3 separate regions of the Homo sapiens genome follow, and all the other regions are linked to region 3. A link is a contact called in ENCODE Hi-C data. All regions are on one chromosome and are shown on one strand. The core of a region is the stretch at or near the end of the contact, and the rest is flanking DNA. Distances in the headings are between cores, read along the strand shown. Region 1 holds the start of RPS19 (ribosomal protein S19). Region 2 holds the start of ZNF574 (zinc finger protein 574). Region 3 holds the start of TRAPPC6A (trafficking protein particle complex subunit 6A).

Region 1 (2,700 bases), core at 163-2,662, 3.3 Mb after region 3:
ACACTCTGCTTTAAATTCATTCAATCCTTGCAATACTCTAGTACTGGTACAATAATTAGTCCCATTTTGGGGATGAGAGAGTGCACAGGCAGGTTAACCAACTTGCCAGAGGACACACAGCCAGATGTAAAAGATGGATCCAAACCCAGGGAGTCTGCCTCCGTGTATATAGAAAGGATTAAACCACCTGTAAGCAAAATATGAACATTCATCTGTCTCTGGTTTCCCCTGAGGCTCAAAGCCACAGGTCCTCCTCTCACAAAGCTCTTAGAATGTCATAAAAACTTGGAGTACCAAGTTATCGAATGTCACATCACACAAAGCAAGTGGTGACACAACCAAGGGTTTCTCTCCCTCTTGGGGCGGGAAAGAGCTCAGAGGAGACAGGGAAGTATGGTTTGTGCCAGGGGTCACCCAGCTCCCCACTCTCCAGCCAAAGACCTAAGTTCCTCACCAGCTCGCGTGTAGAACCAGTTCTCATCGTAGGGAGCAAGCTCTTTGTGCTTGGCCAGCTTGACGGTATCCACCCATTCGGGGACTTTCAGCTTCCCGGACCTAAGACCAAAACAGTGGGAAAAGCACGATTCAGTCATCTCCACAAACTACCCCATATCCCAAATGCCCTCCCCTCAACACAACTATGCTGTGCCCAGAGTACAAAGAGAGGCTGGAACCGGAACACAAGCCAGGCCTCACGCTGAAAGGAGCCACGGAGGCCCCAAACAAGCCTCGCCTGCCAGGGACCGGCAAACACTGGGGCTCAGATGGGCAGGCCAAGGCGACAGCCTCCACCCGTTTTGAACCTCAGTCCCCAAACTCACTTTTTGAGGAAGGCTGCCAGAGCTCTGACGAACTCCTGCTGGTTCACGTCTTTTACAGTAACTCCAGGCATCTGAGGGAGAAAGTCAAGCATGTGAACACAGGCCTGGCAGAGACGACTGCCAAGAGCACGGACCCCACCCCAATCCTTTCGCTCCAGCGCATCCTAAACCGTGGTACCCCCCGTTACTTCCCACGGCCCCTTCAACGCCGGGCTCCGGCTCCTGCGGGTCTGAAGGAGCTCACCGACGCCCACGGCCTCTCTGGATCGCACTAACAGAGCCCGGCCCCTGCGTGTGAGGATCCTGCGCGACCCCACTCCCCAGCCCCGGGACTCCGGACGCCCCACGCACCCCGCCGCTGCCCCCCGGGGCCCACGCTCGGTTCCCGGACGGCGCTGACCGGGCATGTCCGGGCCTGCCGCTCGCACGTGGCCGCGGCTCTAGGGGGCGGGACGGGCCCGCGCCGGGCGCCTCGGGGCCCTCAGGCACGCGCTCTGAGGCTTCGGCGTCCGGCCCTGCCGCCTCGCGCCCGGTCCAGCTCGGAGCCCCCGCTTACCGTGCGGCCTCCGCGCTGCCAGCCAGGGGAAAGGGAACGACGGGGTTTCCCGGGCGCACAAGTCGGGCGTAGGGTCTCGCGAGAGTTCCGAAAGCTCGCGAGAGCGAGGGTAGACGCTGAGGCTCCGCCTCTCTCAGGGCGAAAGTTCGTCCCCGCCTAGAGGGGAGGGTGTCTAGTGAGGGGTGGAGAGGTAAAGGGGAGGGCCAAGGGGTCGCGCGTGGAGGCCTGGGTTTCCTCCCGCGTTTCCTTCTCCCGGAGTGTAATAGAGAGAGGATAGAGAGCTCCTGTTCGGAGCTGGGGGAACTTGGCTTCGTTTGCGTCGTTCGTGGCTGGAAGGAACAGTGGTGGAGAATACTATGATGGCGAAAGTACGGGGCAGGATGGGTGGGCCACAGCTGGCGCCCCACGGCGGAACAACCCCTTTTCCGGGTGGAAGTGGCTGTTCCCTGGCCGGAAGTGGGAGTAGTAAGGGCGGAACTGTGACAGGGAACCTAGGGGAAGGGCGAGGAAGAAATGTGGCTATCATCTTCCGTCCTTCACCGCCAGGAGTCGCGAGAGCGGGAGACGGAAGCCCCACCCTTCTCAGGGCGGAAGTTGCTTCAGCACGGCCGGGGCGAGCGAAAAGGGAATGAGGCGCTGGAGGAGGGGAGAAGATAAGGGCGGGACAAAGCGGCAGAGGCGGGACCTTAGCAGAAGTTAGTTCAGCTCTGCCTTCTAGTGTCGGAGTCTGTTCGCTCAGCCCTTACTTTGCCAATTTAGATTTACCTGCCCCGCTGACCTGTGTAGCTTTAGGCAGTCCATTTGCCTTCTCAGGGCTTGTCTCACCATTAAAAAAAAAAAAAAAAAATGAGATCCCCGTTTGTCCATTTAAAGTGGCTCCTCTGGTTCATGGCGCGTCACATGCTCTAAAAAATATTTTTTGAGTGCCTGCTCTGTGCCAGGCACAGGTAAATATTATTTGGACATTTATCATGTGGCTGTTACTGTAGTGTTACATGCATGATCTCATTTAATCCTTACAAGGCCCAACAACTAAATAACGTGGTCCAATAAAATTATGTTAACTTGTTGCAAAAAGGAAACACTGAAATGTGTGTAGCTATTTTCTTATGTTGGAAAGACTGAGAATTTAAAACATAAGAGCAAATATTAGAATTTTACCCCACACTGATACTGTGGCTGCAAAATGTGTTAATTATTAATAAGCCAAGACTCGTATCTGTTAGAAAAATTAAAACCAACCATGCTTCTAGCATAAGATCATATATTTAAATCAAGGTTTTACATTCATGTAGAATGTTGTTGAAACCTATCTCATACTGT
Region 2 (2,700 bases), core at 49-2,548, 3.1 Mb after region 3:
ACATTATTAACCTAATCTTTTTTAATTTGCTAGAAGACCCAACCCACCCTAACCCATTCTAGGGATGCTCAGACCCTCCTCTTCGTAGCAACATAACTCCTCTTCTTTGTGTAAAGATCCACACACCCATCTTTCACAATGGCTTAAGCTCCTTTTACACACACCCCTCGTGCTGCCCAAACCCCCTTTAGGGATACCCGGACCTCCTATTCTCATACAGAACCTCCATCACCACCTTAATCCAGCACAGACCCCTCTTCCTCACACTCAAGCCCCTCTCACCAGCCTCCTATTCTGGGGGTACTCAGACCCCCCAGCGTCTTAGCAACCTCTCAGTCTCATTCCAGGAATTCCCAGGCACCCCTCACTTTAGCACACAGATCTCTCCCACCCTACTTCCTCCCCTTCCAATAACCAAATCCCATCTTCACCTTGGCCTAATTACCTGTACTTAAAAAAGACTACCTTCCCCAGCTCATTCTAGGGACACCCAGACACCCTTTTAAAATACACTTAATCCTTCTTTGTACAAAGACTCCTTTCCACGCATTCCAAGGGTACCCAACCTCCTGACACATTGGTTTAAGGCCTCTTCACATTAATTTAACCCCATCCATTACAACTGGACCCCTCCTTAGCTCTAAACCGTTCCCTTGGGGATATCGATTTCCTAATGTCTTCACACCAAAACCCCTCTCACCGCCCCAATTCTTTCCAGGAAGAACTAGATATTTTTCCCCTGCATTAACTTAATTATCTTTCTCACGCCCTAAGCCCCTAACTGGGCACCCACGTGCCGTCTAACCGGCCCAGCCCCTTCGTCCTGGACTTGCCACACCACCAAGTCCTTTACCCCAAACCCTGGGGAGCCGCGGAGCCCTCTTGGGACAGCTCTGAGGCCTCCCCTTCCCGCCCAGGTGCCCCACCAAAGCCTCAGCCCGAGCCCCGCCCCTCCTCACTCAGCCCCGCACGCGACTCCAGGCCCCTTCCCCACCCGCCGCTCCAGCCCGGCCCCCGCCCGGCTGCCCGCGCGCCGGGTCGGCCGTTGGTGCCGCTCCGCCCTAACTGCCCGGCGCGCACCCCCTCAGGCCCTCAGTGCGCAGGCGACCTGGCAAGAGGAGGCCGCGGCGGCAGGGAGCGCAGCCCGGCCGGCCTCTGCGCGCCCGCTCGCGCTCACCTGCTTCCGCCGTCTCGCACGCCCCGGGCCCGGGCCACGGCTCCCCTTGCACGGCCACCCTAACGCTGCGCCCGCTCTAGCTCTCGCCGTCGCCTCTCGCCTGCTCCGTAGCCTCGCTCTCGCCCCCAGCTACCCTCAGCAACGCCCCTCCCACCTTCCTCCTCGGCCGCCGCACGGACGGCCGGACGCAACCAATCATTGCCCGCTCGGGCCCTGCCGTTCGGCCAATCGACGTTCATGTCTCTGAGGCTTGGGCCAATAGTGAGGAGCGTCGAGATTCCCCGCAGCGCCCAACCAATCCTTTAGCGTCGTTCCCTCACCGGTCAGCCCTCGGGTGGATAGTGCCCGCCCCTTTAATCCTCCTTAGAGGATGCTCCTCCTCCTCCTCGACTCCGCCTCCGACGGCTCCAGAGGGGAACTCTGAGCGGAGGGCGGCGCGATGACGTTAGGCGGCGGAGCGCGGCCGCGGGCGCCATTTTGGGGACGCCGTGAGGGAGTCAGCGTTGGGGACAGGGAGAGGGAGGAAAAGAGCCTGGGAAATTGAGGCACGCGGCACCTTGAGGGCTGGAGCGGGGGAATGGAGGCACGGGAACCTTTGTGGTTTCCCCGAGGGTCAGAGGGAGAAAGTGAAACCACTTAGCGCGATGGGGAGAGGGCAAACTGCATGCAGCACCAGTCACATGGAGAGAGAAAAGGGAAACCAAGGTTCCAGACTCACTTTATTAAAAGGAGGGGAATGAAGGCAACAGGAAGAAACAGAGAAAAGACCGAGGGGACTTTTGGGAGGTGGAGAGAGGAGAAATGTCATAGGGGAAGCAAGGAGAGCGAGGATATGGAGAAAAAGAAGCAGGGACAATTTCATTGGAAGAAATAGGGAGTGTGGTGGGTAGAGGACCTGAAGGACAATCGGGGTGAGAGCCTGAAGGAAGTGAGCCGGTAACGGGCGGACTCCACTCCACCTCCTTCCGGGGTGACTCTGACCCTTACACCTCGAGATTGGGGCCCCATGTGTCCAAGGGGCTCTGGCCATTCCTACTCACCTCGTTCCTGCGCCCCTCAGGGCCTTGGGAGGGAGTTGCCCCAGTACTGTTAGAAACGTTTCCAGGCTGGGCGTGGTGGCTCACGCCTGCAATCCCAACATTTTGGGACGCTGAGGCGGGTTCACTTGAAGTCAGGCATTCGAGACCCACCTGGCCAACCTGGTGAAACTACCATCTTTACTAAAAATACAAAACATTAGCTGGGCGTGGTGGCTCGTGCCTGTAACCCCAGCAACTCGGGAGGCTGAGGCTCGAGATTTGATTGCACCCAGGAGGCCGAGGTTGCAGTGAGCCGAGATCACGCCACTGCACTCCCGCCTGGGCGACAGAGCGAGACTCCATCTGAAAGAAGAAAAGAAACATTTCCAGACCTACTCCTTGAACCCAAACACAGAGGAATTTCAACTTATCGGATGAGGAAACTGACTCTCAGAATTGTGTTATTTATTTACTTACCTGAAGCCACTATGGGATGCGTCTCAC
Region 3 (2,700 bases), core at 95-2,594:
CCCCAGGCCTCCTCCGCCGATTCCCGCTGCACCACGAGTGGAGGCAGGTCCCTCGGCGCGGCCGTCGGTTCCGGCTCCGGCTCCGGCTCCGAGTCGGTCTCCGCGGCTTCCCCAGCCACCCGCAGCCCCGTGGGGCGGCCGCGCGTCGGGCCCGAAGGACCCAGGTACAGCTCCTCCTCCTCCGACGAGGACGCAGAGCGCTCGGAATCCGTCTCGGTCGCCTCCCCCGGCACCACCGTCTCCGGCCTCCGCAGGGGCCTCCGCCGACGACCCTGGGACGCCATGGCACCGAACTAGGGGAGAAGAGCGAAGGGACTGCACGTGAGACCGGCGCCGCGGTGGGTAAAAGGCGCAGGTCCTGGATTCCCAGCCCCTTCGCTGATTCTCTTAACGACTTGGTGTCAGCTGCTCCCCGTCTGGGCCTCAGTTTCCTCTTCTGTAAACTGGGTGATGATGGGGGTTACTGGACCCCAGGCTCTTCAGCGTACAGATGGGGAAACTGAAGACCAGCTCGAACAAGGATCTGGGGCCCGAGTTCCCGGAGTCCCAAGCCGAGGTCTTTACGAATTTGCCTCCTAGTAGAGGCCACACCCTCCACCTGGTCCACCATGCCAATCTCAGACCCGGAAGCACACGGGCCCGTGAGCTGCTCGGGACCAGCGCCAGAGTCGCAGAAAGGATGACAGTCCGACTGGACTCTGCTGGGGGCACTCATGGGATGGGAGAAGCGCTAACGCCAAAGACCGTACCCGGCAGCTGACGCTCGGAGCTTGCGAGATCCGCTTCCTAACCCGAGTGCTGCGTTCTCACCGTGGCAGCTGAAGGGCTGTGATTTCAACCAATAGGGGAGCGGGTTGGGCGGGCATTAGCGGCCAAGTCACGTGGATTCGCCCGGCTACCAATCAGGAAGCAAGTTCTCAGCATCAGCTTTGAGTGAGCGTGCAGAAGAGTCACATGAATGGAGGAACCGCCAATAGAGAAACAGCTGGGCCGGCTCTTCCAGGTTGTGCGACGAGGAAAGTCTGGAGTGGACCAATAGGGATTTTAAAAGCCGAGTATGTCACGTGTAACCAGTAATTTGGCCAATAGGAATGCTCGAGAACCCGGAAATAGGGAAGGGACGGCAGTAAGAGCAGAAGATGTTGCCACATGTGGCCAGAGAAGGCGTAGGCCCGCCCCCTAGTGTCCCAGGCTCACGCGCACACCACCTGAGTCCGGGGCGGGGAGGCGGGGCTAGTCTAAAACACCAATGGAAGCCGGAGTAGGAGGGCTCGCGCCATGACGCAAGAGGCGTGGCTTACCAAGCCTGGCCAATGAGAGCTGGAAGCGCTGGGCGCATCTTTAGGCGTGCGAGGAGGGGGCATGGCGGATACTGTGTTGTTTGAGTTTCTTCACACGGAGATGGTGGCTGAGCTGTGGGCTCACGACCCCGACCCCGGCCCGGGGGTGAGCGCCGGGCTCCGTGGGGAGGAAGCGGGGGCCACCAAGGTAACGCCTCTGGGAGAGCGGAGGGCGCGTCAGGCGTCCGGGTTCGAACCCGGCCCAGCCCCGGCCTTGCAGGGCAACGTCTGGCCCTGGCTTCCTCCTTTGGAAAGTGGCGTTCGCGACGGTGCCGGCTCGGGGTTATTGCTAAATTGAGCGCGATGATTCAGGGTAAAGCACTTAGCTCAAGGCCTGAGTAAGCGGCTAGTAATCATAATAATGCTGTTATTGGGCGTGTGCTGAGGACTCGCCTCCCCCACTTACTAGGTGTGCGACCCAATGACTTAATCTTTGTGTGTCCTAGTTTTCTCTTTTGTAAAATGAGTATCATAACGTACCTAAGCCTCAGCGTGGGACATTTATTTATTCGACACCCACTTATTGAGCGTCTGTTGTATTCCAGGCACCGTTCTAAGACAGAATCCCTTCCTTGTGAAGCTTACATTTCACTAGGGGAGTCAAATAATAAAATGAAATATGCCGGCTGGGCGCTGTAGCTCCCAGCACTTTGGGAGGCCGAGGCCGTCGGATCACCTGAGGTCAGGAGTTCAAGACCAGCCTGGCCATGGTGAAACCCCGTGTCTACAAAAATTAGCCGAGCATGATGGCGGGTACCTGTAATCCCAGCTACTCGGGAGGCTGAGACAGGAGAATGGCTTGAACCTGGGAGGCGGAGGTTGCAGTGAGCCAAGATTGTGCCATTGCACTCCAGCCTAGGCGACAGAGCGAGACTTGTCTCAGGAAAAAAAAAAAAGAGATAATGGGGTTTTGCCATGTTGCCTAGGCTGGTCTTGAACCCCTAGGCTCAAGTGATTCTCCCGCCTGGGCCTCCCAAAGTGCTAGGATTACAGGCGTGAACTACCGTGACTGGCCCGGGACTGTGTGTGTGTGTGTGTGTGTGTGTGTGCGCGCACGCGCATCCTGCTCGGTCGCCCAGGCTGGCTGGAGTGCAGTGATGCAGTCATGGCTCACTGCTGCCTCGACCTCCTGGGCTCAAGCGATCATCCCACTTCTCAGCCTCCCAAGTAGCTGGGACCACAAGCGCTGCTGGCGCCACCACACCTGGCTAATTTTTTGTATTATTATTATTTTTTTTAGTAGAGACGGGTTTTCACTGTTAGCCAGGATGGTCTCCATCTTCTGACCTCGTGATCTGCCCATCTTGGCCTCCCAAAGTGCTAGGATTACAGGCGTGAGCCACTGCACCCGGCCAATTTT

Evidence for each region. A loop is a pair of places that touch in the nucleus more often than their neighbours do. Pooled maps may share reads with other maps.
Region 1: a loop to region 3 is called in a map of naive thymus-derived CD4-positive, alpha-beta T cell, with 28 times the contacts of the local background. The contact joins the promoter of RPS19 here to the promoter of TRAPPC6A in region 3. A Hi-C loop is called at or near these places in 1 of 168 maps with a recorded cell type or tissue (naive thymus-derived CD4-positive, alpha-beta T cell), 1 of 37 single-sample maps with no recorded cell type and 5 of 50 pooled maps.
Region 2: a map of naive thymus-derived CD4-positive, alpha-beta T cell shows a loop between it and region 3 (16-fold over the local background). The contact joins the promoter of ZNF574 here to the promoter of TRAPPC6A in region 3. A Hi-C loop is called at or near these places in 1 of 168 maps with a recorded cell type or tissue (naive thymus-derived CD4-positive, alpha-beta T cell) and 9 of 50 pooled maps.

Annotation. Positions count from the first base shown.
Region 1 is chr19:41,858,967-41,861,666 of GRCh38, reverse strand. RPS19 (ribosomal protein S19) reads right to left here and starts at 1,412. Exons shown (of 6, transcript NM_001022.4): 1 at 1,378-1,412; 2 at 822-892; 3 at 455-555. The coding sequence starts at 892. RefSeq lists silencers at 1,091-1,210, 1,271-1,400 and an enhancer at 954-1,709.
Region 2 is chr19:42,074,764-42,077,463 of GRCh38, reverse strand. It overlaps ZNF574 (zinc finger protein 574), which reads right to left and starts at 1,298. Exons shown (of 2, transcript NM_022752.6): 1 at 1,178-1,298. RefSeq lists silencers at 879-958, 969-1,228 and enhancers at 1,599-1,718, 1,939-1,988, 2,069-2,138.
Region 3 is chr19:45,176,881-45,179,580 of GRCh38, reverse strand. TRAPPC6A (trafficking protein particle complex subunit 6A) reads left to right here and starts at 1,344. Exons shown (of 6, transcript NM_001270891.2): 1 at 1,344-1,446. The coding sequence starts at 1,363. It overlaps BLOC1S3 (biogenesis of lysosomal organelles complex 1 subunit 3), which reads right to left and starts at 797. Exons shown (of 2, transcript NM_212550.5): 1 at 750-797; 2 at 1-293. The coding sequence starts at 284. RefSeq lists enhancers at 1-10, 551-870, 941-1,010, 1,023-1,966 and silencers at 1-200, 1,371-1,590.